Linked DNA regions of Homo sapiens: region 1 is linked to region 2. Evidence: chromatin loops called from intact Hi-C (ENCODE). Cell type or tissue: heart right ventricle. All regions are shown on one strand. Each heading gives the region's core, and the rest is flanking DNA. Links, peaks and the distances in the headings are about the cores only.

Region 1 (5,375 bases), core at 145-5,144, 130 kb before region 2:
CTCTGCGCATGACCAGTAGCTGTGGATGGCATCGTCGAGGCATCTGGAGGAAGCTGCAGCCCCACAAGGCCCCTGACCCCTCTGCCTTTCCCTCTGCTGGCTCCTCTTCCTCCCTCTTTCCCTGCTGTCCCCTGTAGAGAACTTTCTACCAGTCCACACACCAACCTAGGTGCAGCCCCCCTGCGTGACTCCCTCCCTGACTATCATAACCATGGCCAGCAGTATCTCCACATCTCTGCCCAGATCCCCCTGGGAAGGCTTATCCCAGGCCCCAGGTTTGGGGCAATGCCCAGTGGCATCGGATGGGGTCCCCCTTGAAAGGAAGCACAGAAAGACTGAGCCATCAACGTAGTCCCCTCCATCACCTGCCACTGTCCCCAAAATCTCCCACACCGGAAGTGTTTAGATTGTCTAAGGACAATATTGTCTAGGGTTTGAGGACCACCCCACAGCAAAAACACTAGAAAGCTAGTTCCAAAATGCAAATCCCAGGCCAAGCCCCTCACCTCCTGAGGCAGCATCCCTGGGTATAGATCTCAGAAATCTGCAGTTTTAATACAAAGGCCCCCTAAACTTAAAGAAACAGCCTGAATTCACATGGGCACACCTTACCTGAGCAGGCAATACAGTGACAAGGGTGGAAACAGAGGGGACGAGACCTGACACTGGGAAGGCCTGACAGAGGGAAGGAAGGAAAGCTCTCAGGCTAAGGGCGCTGGGAACCCCACTCTTCCCTCTAGGGAGTTGCCGTTCCCTGAGGGGCCTGAGGAGCCTCCTCCTGAAGCCCCAGCTATTCAAATTACACCTTTTCTTATTAGGACATCAGGAGGTGTTGCCCCTTAGCTTTCCATTCTAACCTCCTCAATGTAGGGGCCTTGCTGGTGTCGAGGACAGAGCGGAGGCCTCAAGGGTATGTGCAGTCTAGGTGGCCTTGGTGGAGGGGCAGGATTCTACATTTGGGAGGGGACTTCTTGCTGAACTCCTTCCAGATGGGTCAAATGGGGTAGACTGAGGGAGTGGTGTGGGAGGTGGTAAAGAACCAAGTAGGGACTGGATGGATCCTGGGAGTTTACAGGGCTGCCTCGGAGAGGGAGGGTGCTGAGAGAGAGGAGACCAGGGTGGGCACCAACGCGATCCCTGCAGGCTATGAGTGTAGGATCAGAGAGGGTTAAGGGCCAGAAGCCCCTGTGTGTTTAGGACTGTGGCACCATGGGTGCATCCCCTGAGAAGCGAAGCTCAGGCAGGAGCAGCAGTGGGCAAAGAGCCTGGTGGTGCAGGTGCAGGCCCTGTAGAGGAGGCAGTGACAACACCCAGCCCAGGCCGACTCTCTCTGCCTGTCCCCTGAGTCCCCTGGCACCTCTCCACATCTGCTCAGCCCTCCCAGTTAACCTAGCACTGGTAGATGGTTGATATGATTTGGATCTGTGTCCCCAAATCTCATGTTGAATTCTAATCCCCAGTGTTGGAGGTGGGGCCTGGTGGGAGGTGATTGGATCATGGGGGTGAATCCTTCATGAATGGCTTAGCTTTATCCCCTTAATGCTGTTCTTGTGGTAGTGAGGGAATTCTTGCAATATCTGGTTGTTTAAAAGTGTGTAGCACTTCCCCCCCAACACTCTTTTGTTCCTGTTCCAACTGTGTGAAGTGCTCACTCCCCCTTTGCCTTCTGCTATGACTGTTAAGTTTCCTGAGGCCTTCCCAGAAGCTGAGCAGGTGTCAGCATCATGCTTTCTGTATAGCCTGAGGAACCATAAGCCAATTAAACCTCTTTTCTTTAAAAATTACCCAGTCTGAGATATTTCTTTTCTTTTCTTTGAGACAGGGTCTGGCTCTGTCACCCAGGCTGGAGCGTAGCTGCACCTCTGCCTCCAGGGCTCAAGTGATCCTCCCACCTCAGCCTCACAAGTCACTGGGACCACAGCACGTGCCACCACACCCAGCTAATGTTTGCTTTCTTTGTAGAGACAGGGTTTCACCATGTTGCACAGGCTGGTCTCAAACTCCTGAGCTCATGCGATTCTCCTGTCTTGGCCTCCCAAAGTGATGGGATTACAGGTTTGAGCCACTGCACTCATCCTAGGTATTTCTCTATAGCAATGCAAGAAAAACTAATACGAAGGTGAATCCATCTGCAGATCCAGACTCCACAGGAAGCCAGCAAGTGTGATTGCGGGCTCTGCTGCATTTCAGGGGCGGTTCTATACTTGGCACGTGCATGCTTTCCCCAGCCTAGCATATTAGCCTGCTGGGGCTACTATAACAAAATACCACAAACTGAGTGGCTTAATACAACTGAAATGCATTCTCTCACACTTCTAGTGGCCAAAGTCCAAGATCAAAGTTTTGGCAGGGTTGGCTCCTTCTGGACACTCAGAGGGAGAGTCTGTCCTGTGTCTCTCCCCTGGCTTCTCCTGGTTGCTGGCAACCCTTGGCATTTTTTGCTTATAAATGCATCCCTCTTATCTCAGCCTGTACTGTCACGTGACCTTCTTCCCTGTGCATCTGTCTCTTGTCCTCTTCTTCTAAGGACAGCAGTCATATTGGATTAAGGGCCCAGCCACTCCAGCATGACCTCCTCTTAACTTGATGGCATTCAAAGCCATCAGGTTTGGAAACAAGGTCACATTACCAGGGACCGGAGGCTAGGACTTGAAGATACCCTTTGGGAGGAGACACCTGCAACGTTTGGATTGGAGAAGACTCAGTGACCTTCTGGGATGTCGTTTACCCTCCCTGGGCTGCAGCTTCCTTGTTTGTAGAGGAAGAGGTTAAATTAAACAATCTCTTCCAGGTCTCATGGTCTTCGAATCTGTTTTCTCCTCTGCTGTTTTCTCAGCTTCCTTCTCCCGATGGAAATAGGGGGCCAGTGTATTTCCCCTGCCTCCCCTCCCTCTCAGCCCTGCTTTCAAGTCTTAGAGCTGGCAAGGGCTTTGTGCAATACTCCAGGTCCTACCCTCAATTTCTGGTGGAACAACAGAATAAGCGGTCTCTGCATGCACACAAATCCCTTCAGCTCCGTCTGGGCCCAGCGGCAGCTGACCAACCAGCCCATCACACACCTTTCTGCAGGCCCCTTCCCCGCCCGGCCTCTTTCTCTACTCTTTTTGTTTATTTTTATTCCCCAGTCTCTCATCTCTCACCTATACAGTCAAGTTTCCAGCCTCTCTTTCCACCCACTGTTCAGCCATCAGTCAGCCTAAACATTCTACTTTCTGCCTTTCTCCCCACAAGCAACTTTGTTTGCAGAGAACCCACAGAGTTTGACATGTTGTCTGCAGACTCTCTGTCCACAGGCTGCAGGTGTAGTGGAGCCCGCTCCAGACTGAGACAGAGGCCCAGGTTTTTACCAGGCTGTGCTGCTGCCAGCCTGGTGTGACTACCCATCCCACCCCCTTCGATACCTGTGCCTCAGTTTCTCCCATGGATAATGGAGTGGGACTCAATGGGAGTAACAGACTCCAAGAACATGAATGGGGGTGAGCAGGGACCACCAAACACGTCCTCTGCCCATCTCATGTCCGACCCACTCACCTCCCAAGTAACAGGCACAACTTCACCAAATCTGTGGCCCCCCAACTGGGTGGATAAGGCCAGGACTTGCTTCTGATTTGCACAGCACATCCCCCCAGCATTGGAATAAAAGCTGCTCAGGATGGCCCTCGAGATAAGGTTTTCAGAGCTCTAGGGATCCAGACCCAAAACTGCGGGACCTCTGAGGAAGCACAGGTTCCTGCACTGAAGGCAGAGCACTGGCCATCTATTTTGACTCTAAATATTTGGAGGAATTCTGCGAGCTGTTTTGTAAGCTGCACTGAGGTAATGCTGTGTCATGGAAACCAGTGCAGGCAAGATTTCTAGGGAGAGGCAGTGTTTACCCTTGTTACATGGACTAGAGGTCAGCAAAAGCAGAAGCCCCTCAAGAGCGTGCGCAGAGCTGCAGAGGTAAGCTGGCAGGTCCCAACCAGTCTCCAGCAAATTTGGCCATGAAATGAGGAATCCCTGGGACCTCCGTTTTTCTTGGCCATGTCCCTTGCTGGGCACCTATATGCGTGATCTTATTTCAGCTTCATGATTCTTGCAGGCATCATTATCAATGTTTTTGTTGCTGTTTTAACTGGCGGGGTGGGCGGGGAGAGAGGGGAAATCACGTTCCCAGAGACATATAGCTAAAGAGAAAGTGAAGATTTGAGCCTGACACCAGCCATGCTTTTCCTGACATTCCTGGCAGTGTGAAAGGAAGGACAGCAATATGGTTTTCTTGAAGGGGTAACAAGTTTCAGCAAATAATTTTGCTTATATCTTACGAGAGAGGCATGGATGTTTGCTGGGAGGGAAAGGAGCTAGTAGCAAGTGGAAGAGGAAAGACTCCAAAACCAAGAGGAGGGCTCTTCTCTCCCAGAGTTGAGGGGGGAAGGATGGGAGGGAGGTAAAGGTCAGAAATCTCTCTTTATTTGGAATGGTTTGCACAGCGGCTCACAATCGGAGCTTCCCTCTGCCTCAGACAGGCCTCTTCTCTAACAGGTGTAATGCAGTGATGTTTTCCTTTGGCTTCCTTGCTGAGTCATGACTAGATTTGCCTGGGAAAGCTCAGATATTACTGATTCAGTGTTCATTCCTTTTTCCTCCTTACCACCAGCCTTCAACACTCCATATGACGCCTTCAATAGGAAGGGAGGAAGATAAATAACATGGAAACAGAGAGAATCACCTGGACCAATTTTGGTATTAAAAAACCTGGAAAAAGCATTACATGTTTGTCTTTAATTTTTCTGCCCTCAGAGTGAATCTTGGTCATCGTTACAGAACTGTAGAGCTCCAAGATGATACCTTTTATTTCTAAGGATCCTGCATGCAGTGTGAGAAGCTGGCTGACGTTGCTAGCTCCACTTCAAAGGTAAAGAAACTGAGTCAGGCAGAGAGAGCACCAGATCTGTCTGAGCTCAGTGGAGGCGAACAATCAGAGACTCGACTGAATAACAGCCTCAGAAAAAGGATGCAGTTTAGTCTTCCAGCTACGGGCTAAGGTGTCTTATTTTTTCTAGAGTAATAAAAATCAGAATTTTAAAGTATATTCCCTTACTTACCCTGGAGGGCTCAAGAACTCTTTCTTCTTGCTTTTTATGACTCCGATTTTACCTGTAGAAGTAAGTGGCACTATAAATCCCAAACAGCTTCCTACCTGCTGTTCTTCCCTAGTGAGGCTTGAAGTGATTACTAGATATGGTTTCAGGCTCTGCAAAATGATAGGAAACTTAGGGAGTTTGCTTTCTTCTCAGATTTACCAGGAAGAGAGGGTAATTTAAATGGCATTTCATTATCTCAAAAGAGATGACAATAAATATATTCTTCTGTTACTGAGAACAGACAAGTAATTT
Region 2 (5,375 bases), core at 323-5,322:
GTGTCTGGCAATTGCCTTCAGGTGCTCTGTGCATGAGGTTACAGAACTGGCAACCAACAAACTAATCACTGTTGCTGGCAATTTGCTAAGGTTCCAAGGAGAAAGAGAGCACAAAGGGTTTTCATTTGAGGCATCAGCTAAATACTAGAAGAACTGGTGGCTTGGCTAAGGGCCTTATCAGTCTCCATCAATCCCACATGTTAGTAATGGAGACTCAGAGAGAGAGGAAATGCTGGCAAATTGGAGCCCAGCTCCTGAGATCTCTAAGATCTCTGCTATAGGGTGGAGCCAGGCCTGGTTCCCTTCCCAACCCCCACTTGGTATTACAGACTCATCACGAAAACCCTCTGGAATCTTTGGAAAGTAAACACTGGGTGCTGAGTACACAATGCCCCCCTCCACCCAACCCACACTACCATCATGCATACAACATAGGAATGTTCCAGAGGCATCCTAGCTTCAAACAAAAGACAAAGCAACTTGTCTGCTAGCATCATGCGGTTCCACCAGAAAGAAAAAAAACACAGTCATGAAGAGCATCAGCTCATACATAAACACACTCAGATACCAGCACAGGAAACCCAGAGCATATCTAGATGCATGCATTTTCAAATGAGTGATGGAAGGGCCCAGAAGAGTGAGGCGCAGACTGGTTCAAAGCCCACAGTGTTCAGCCCCTCAACCTGTCCTGGAATGCATGTCTCAGAGGCCTCTTGCACTTCTCTATGCAGCTTTCAAAAATATTTCTGAAGAATAAATTGATGCCACCATTTCAATAAGTCTTTACTGAGTGTCTACTGTGTACCGGGCCCCAAGCGGCTACCCCTTTTTAAGAAGAATTTCTAAAAGGTTTCATTAACTTTATATTTATATTGTATAGCCTAGATTCCTTGCCTTTATTAAACAGTTCTCTTCTTTTTAATAATAATAAATATCCCATTCCAAAAAGCAGATTCCTAAATAAAGGGGTTGACAAGGCTACAATGTTTTTTCCCATTTTATTCTGCCCCGCTTGCTCCTCTCTTGTAGGATGGTTGTATCTCTACTAACAATGTTAGATCTCTACAAAGCCTGCTTCAGGATGTCAAACAACAATCACAGAACAAGACTGGAGGGTGACCAGCTCATCCCAATTTTTCTGGGACTGTTTTAAAACGGAAAGTTCCATGACCCAGGTATGCTCTTAGTCATGGGCAAGTCTGGGGGTCACTCTACTCCCAAGAAAGCAGACCCTGAGAAAGAGGATGTCCTTCATTTCACTTGGGAAGAGTGAGGCCACAGGAGAAAGGCGACTCATCTCCTTTAAGGAAGACTCAGGTTGCCTGGGGGCTAGCTCAGAACCCTTTCTCAGACTCCTCTCCTCCAGTTGCTTCCAGCTTTTTCCCCACTTCCTCCTGAGAAGGCCTATCATTTTAAACTCAGAGCCACTGAAAGCTTTACAGACTTTCAAACCAAAGACTCTGACAATAATGACAGGTAAAAGAAACTCCCATGTAAACGCTGAAGGCTGTAGTTACTTGGATGCCATCACCTCCTTGGCTAGCTTAAGGGCTTCTTCAGGTTAGACCATGCCTATTCATCCCGATATTTCCAGAACTGAGCCCAATGATTGGTGGATGGTAGATGCTGGATATAAGGACGTTAGCAACAGCTGCCATTTATTTAGTCTTACATTGTGGAGGGCAACACACTAAGCACTTTATATGTAAGTCTCTCCTGTTCTTACACTAACTCAATGAGGTCGGTTCTCCCCCATTTTGCAGCTGAAGAACAAACTCAGTCAGACCTTGTGCACTCAGGTCACGTGGCAGACGTGAAATTTAAACCCAAACCCATCTTACTTTTTAAAATTCCAGTTCATAATGACTTACCTGAATTAGAGCCATGTAAGGCAGGCATATATGCTAAGGTATCAAGAATTGAGAGAATATCAGATACATTTCTTTTATTCTCTACCCTTTTAGCTTTGCCATTACAAAAAAAAAAAAAAGCAGAAAACCAAATTAATTATGAGTTAAATACCTACAGGAAGCTAGAAGGCAGGGATTTTTTTAGAATTATGCCTGGTAAAACATAGGCATTCAACATTCTTTTGTTTGTTTGTTTGTTTGAGACAGTCTCATTCTGTCGCCCAGGCTGGAGTGCAGTGGCACAATCTCAGCTCACTGCAACCTCCACCTCTCAGGTTCAAGCAATTCTTCCTGCCTCAGCCTCCAGAGTAGCTAGGATTACAGGTGCCCACCACCATGCCTGCCTAATTTGTATCTTTTAGTAGAGACGGGGTTTCTCCATGTTGGCCAGGCTGGTCTTGAACTCCTGACTTCAGGTGATCTGCCTGCCTCAGCCTCCCAAAGTGCTGGGATTACAGGCGTGAGTCACCATGCCTGGCCATTCAAAATACATTTAATGAATGCAATTGTTTGCCTAATAAGTGGTTTAAATACCTGATGCTCAGTGTTTCAAATGCTATTTTACACACCACCATAGGTGAATGGATGGATCTGTACCTTCAGTTTCTGAAGTACCAATGTAAAGGAGTGGAGTGGATGGACTATTTATCCCAGTTAAGGACACCTCTTTACCTGCATGGTTGAATTAACTATTACTCACTTAAAATGGCAGTAATCTTATGTCTCATGCAACAAAAGGGGTAAATTCTCCAAAGTACACAAATTTGTCCATGTGCTCACCAACCACTTCTAATCTCATATTATTAATCTTCGAGGAAGCAATTTGCAAACCTACCCCAGAACAACACAACTGCAAAAGAATATCACAACAAATACTTGGTTCCTGAGACACTTATCTCAGCCCTATTCACTACCTTTCAAACTGAGAGTGTTTTGTTTGTTTGTTTGAGACAGAGCCTCGGTCTTTTGCCCAGGCTGGAGTGCAGTGGTGCGATCTCAACTCACTGCAACTTCTGCCTCCCAGGTTCAGGCAATTCTCCTGCCTCAGCCTCCCAAGTAGCTGGGATTACAGGTGCACACCATCATGCTTGGATAATTTTTGTATTTTTAGTAGAGATGGGATTTCACCATGTTGGCCAGGCTGGTCTCAAACTCCTGACCTCAAGTAATCCACCCGCCTCAGCCTCCCAAAGTGCTGGAATTACAGGCGTGAGCCACCACGCCCAGCCGAGAGCGTTATTTTAATATTAATGTATTTCTGGTCATTTTCTTCAAGCAGCTGAACATATTTCCCTCTTTCATAATAACACTCTCATAATGATCAAGCATTTTGAGTATCAAAGAAGAGTTTCTATCATGTGAATGAGTATTCCAAAATCAAAAAAAGGGAGGTAAAACAGATGTATATCACAAAGGTATTGAAGCCTTTAATTATAAACGCAGGTGGGGCAGTCAGCGGTGGGCAACTACACCCAGTCATCACAAATCCAGGCATCAATGCCTGCTCCGTTAGATTGTGGGGTGGTCTGGTAGGCTGTAAAGTCCTAAAGCTGCTTGTTGTATGTCACCAAGTAGAGGTTTTTTTTCTTTTGCTTTCTTTTGCTTTCTTTTTTTTTTTTTTTTTTTTTTTTTTTTGTGGGCAAAGTAGGAGGCAAATGGAAGTTGAAAAACAGGCTTTGAGTAACAACTAATTTTGTTAGAATCATGACCCTCATTGAGAACATTCACCTCCCAAACATTGGTATACGTACTGCAGCCTGGTCATTCTAATTTGATTCAACATTTAATCATTATTAATGCAAGTAGGGGAAGCTCTTAAAAATAAGTTTCTATCTTCTTAACTTCCTTTAAGACTTCAAGCTAAAAGGGTCTAAAATTCCTTTAAATCACTGTAAGTCAAAATCGTTTTCTGTGTTGTCAAAGAGTCACCAATGATTTGTTTATTGAGCCCTTCCTGTGTACAAACACGGTGGCAAACACACAATGGTGTAAAGCCTCATCCAGTCATCTTTAAGGAGCTTGCAAGAGAACTGAGATCTCTTTGAGTGCCTATACAACCAATCTGTTTTTCACTTTCAATACAGTATTCAATAAACTACATGAGATATTTGATGCTTTAATACAAAATAGGCTTTTTGTTACATGATTTTGCCCCCATTGTAGGCTAATTGCAGGTCACAACTGCTACATCAGCCAGCCACAGGCCCCCTTGGAAGGAACTGTGCCCCCAACCCTCTCCTGCACTAAGCAGGTCCAGGGTGAATGATAACTGGAAGGGTCCCATTCACTGGAACTCTTGGGAAATGTGGCTTGATGACAAGACATCCTGGGACATCTCTTCAATTCACCTCCCTTTATGCAAACAAGCTTGAGTGAATTTCTATTCTTTGCAATTAAACAGAAAGAAAAAGACACTTCAATCGTAGGTGATAATACAAGACAATCTATGACAAGTGGCCTTTGTAGAATGAATGAATGAATGTTGAATGAAATGAGAGATGGAGGCAATTTTGCCAGAGAACTTTGGATTATAAAGAATTTCTAAAGGCTAATGTGATCAAGTTAAATTTTTCAGAAGAGTTGAGAGCTGAACTGAGGCTTCGATGATAGGATAGAGGCAGAGGAAGGAAGAGGACATTTTAGGCCACAGAATGTGCTAGAATAAGAAAGAGGCAATGAAAAACATTTTGGGCAACAGTGGATTAACCATCCCAGCTAATGTTCAGTTTTAAAGTCAGGCGGAGCAAAAGTCGAGGTTGGAAAGGAAGTTTGGGGTCAACCTGGGGAAAACTTGAAAAGCAAAACTGAAGAATATGAGCTTCCTCCCACAAGGGCAACTAAAAGTTATTAAGTGAGGGGATGAAGGATTAATTGGCCTAATGGTCTAAGAGTGACAGCATTTTCCAAACTGGAGTGGGGTGGGAAAGCCAGAAAGTGAGCAAGACCATTGTCATAGCCCAGAGAGAAACAAGGTTCTTGACTAAGATGCGGCAGTGGCAACTGTCACTAAGTGAATCTGTCAAGGAGCAGAAACAGCAATAGTAAGAAGAATGCTCCTGGCTAGGTGCGGTGGCTCACGCCTGTAATTCCAGCATTTTGGGAGCCCAAGGCGGGTGGATCACGAGGTCAGGAGTTCAAGACCAGCCTGGCCAACATGATGAAACCCTGTCTCTACTAAAAATAGAAAAAATTATCCCAGTAATCCCAGCTACTCGAGAGGCTGAGGCAGGAGAATAGTTTGAACCCAGGAGGCAGAGGTTACAGTGAGCTGAGATCATGCCCCACTGCACTCCAGCCTGGGTGACAGAGTGAGACTCCATCTCAAAAAAAAAAAAAAAAAAAAGAATGCTCCCTATTTCTACAGTATCTGTCAAAGCTTTTACCAAAATCTCTTCAATTCTTGTCAAACCTCAGTGAGGAGTGCACCAAGTGTGATTATCTGGATGTCTAGATCAGAACTGAGCC

What was found. Hi-C counts contacts between places; a loop is a spot of excess contacts. Peaks named below come from ENCODE experiments on the same cell type or tissue, not always from the same donor. Only the 100,000 strongest peaks of a DNase experiment are listed, where the experiment ranks them.
Region 1: a loop joins it to region 2, with 2.2 times the contacts of the local background. A loop is called at or near these places in 33 of 110 quality-filtered maps.

What each region holds. Positions count from the first base shown.
Region 1 is chr18:61,751,902-61,757,276 of GRCh38, forward strand. LINC01544 (long intergenic non-protein coding RNA 1544) reads left to right here. Exons shown (of 4, transcript NR_103449.1): 4 at 1-2,794. It overlaps LOC124904315 (a long non-coding RNA gene), which reads left to right and starts at 3,880. Exons shown (of 2, transcript XR_007066396.1): 1 at 3,880-3,942; 2 at 4,637-4,746. In heart right ventricle, for the core only: no CTCF peak of the experiment used is centred there; no DNase peak of the experiment used is centred there.
Region 2 is chr18:61,882,469-61,887,843 of GRCh38, forward strand. All of the region lies in intron 1 of RNF152 (ring finger protein 152), which reads right to left. Among named protein-coding and RNA genes, the nearest start is that of RNF152, 7.9 kb to the right of the region's middle. In heart right ventricle, for the core only: no CTCF peak of the experiment used is centred there; no DNase peak of the experiment used is centred there; H3K27ac peaks cover 623 bases.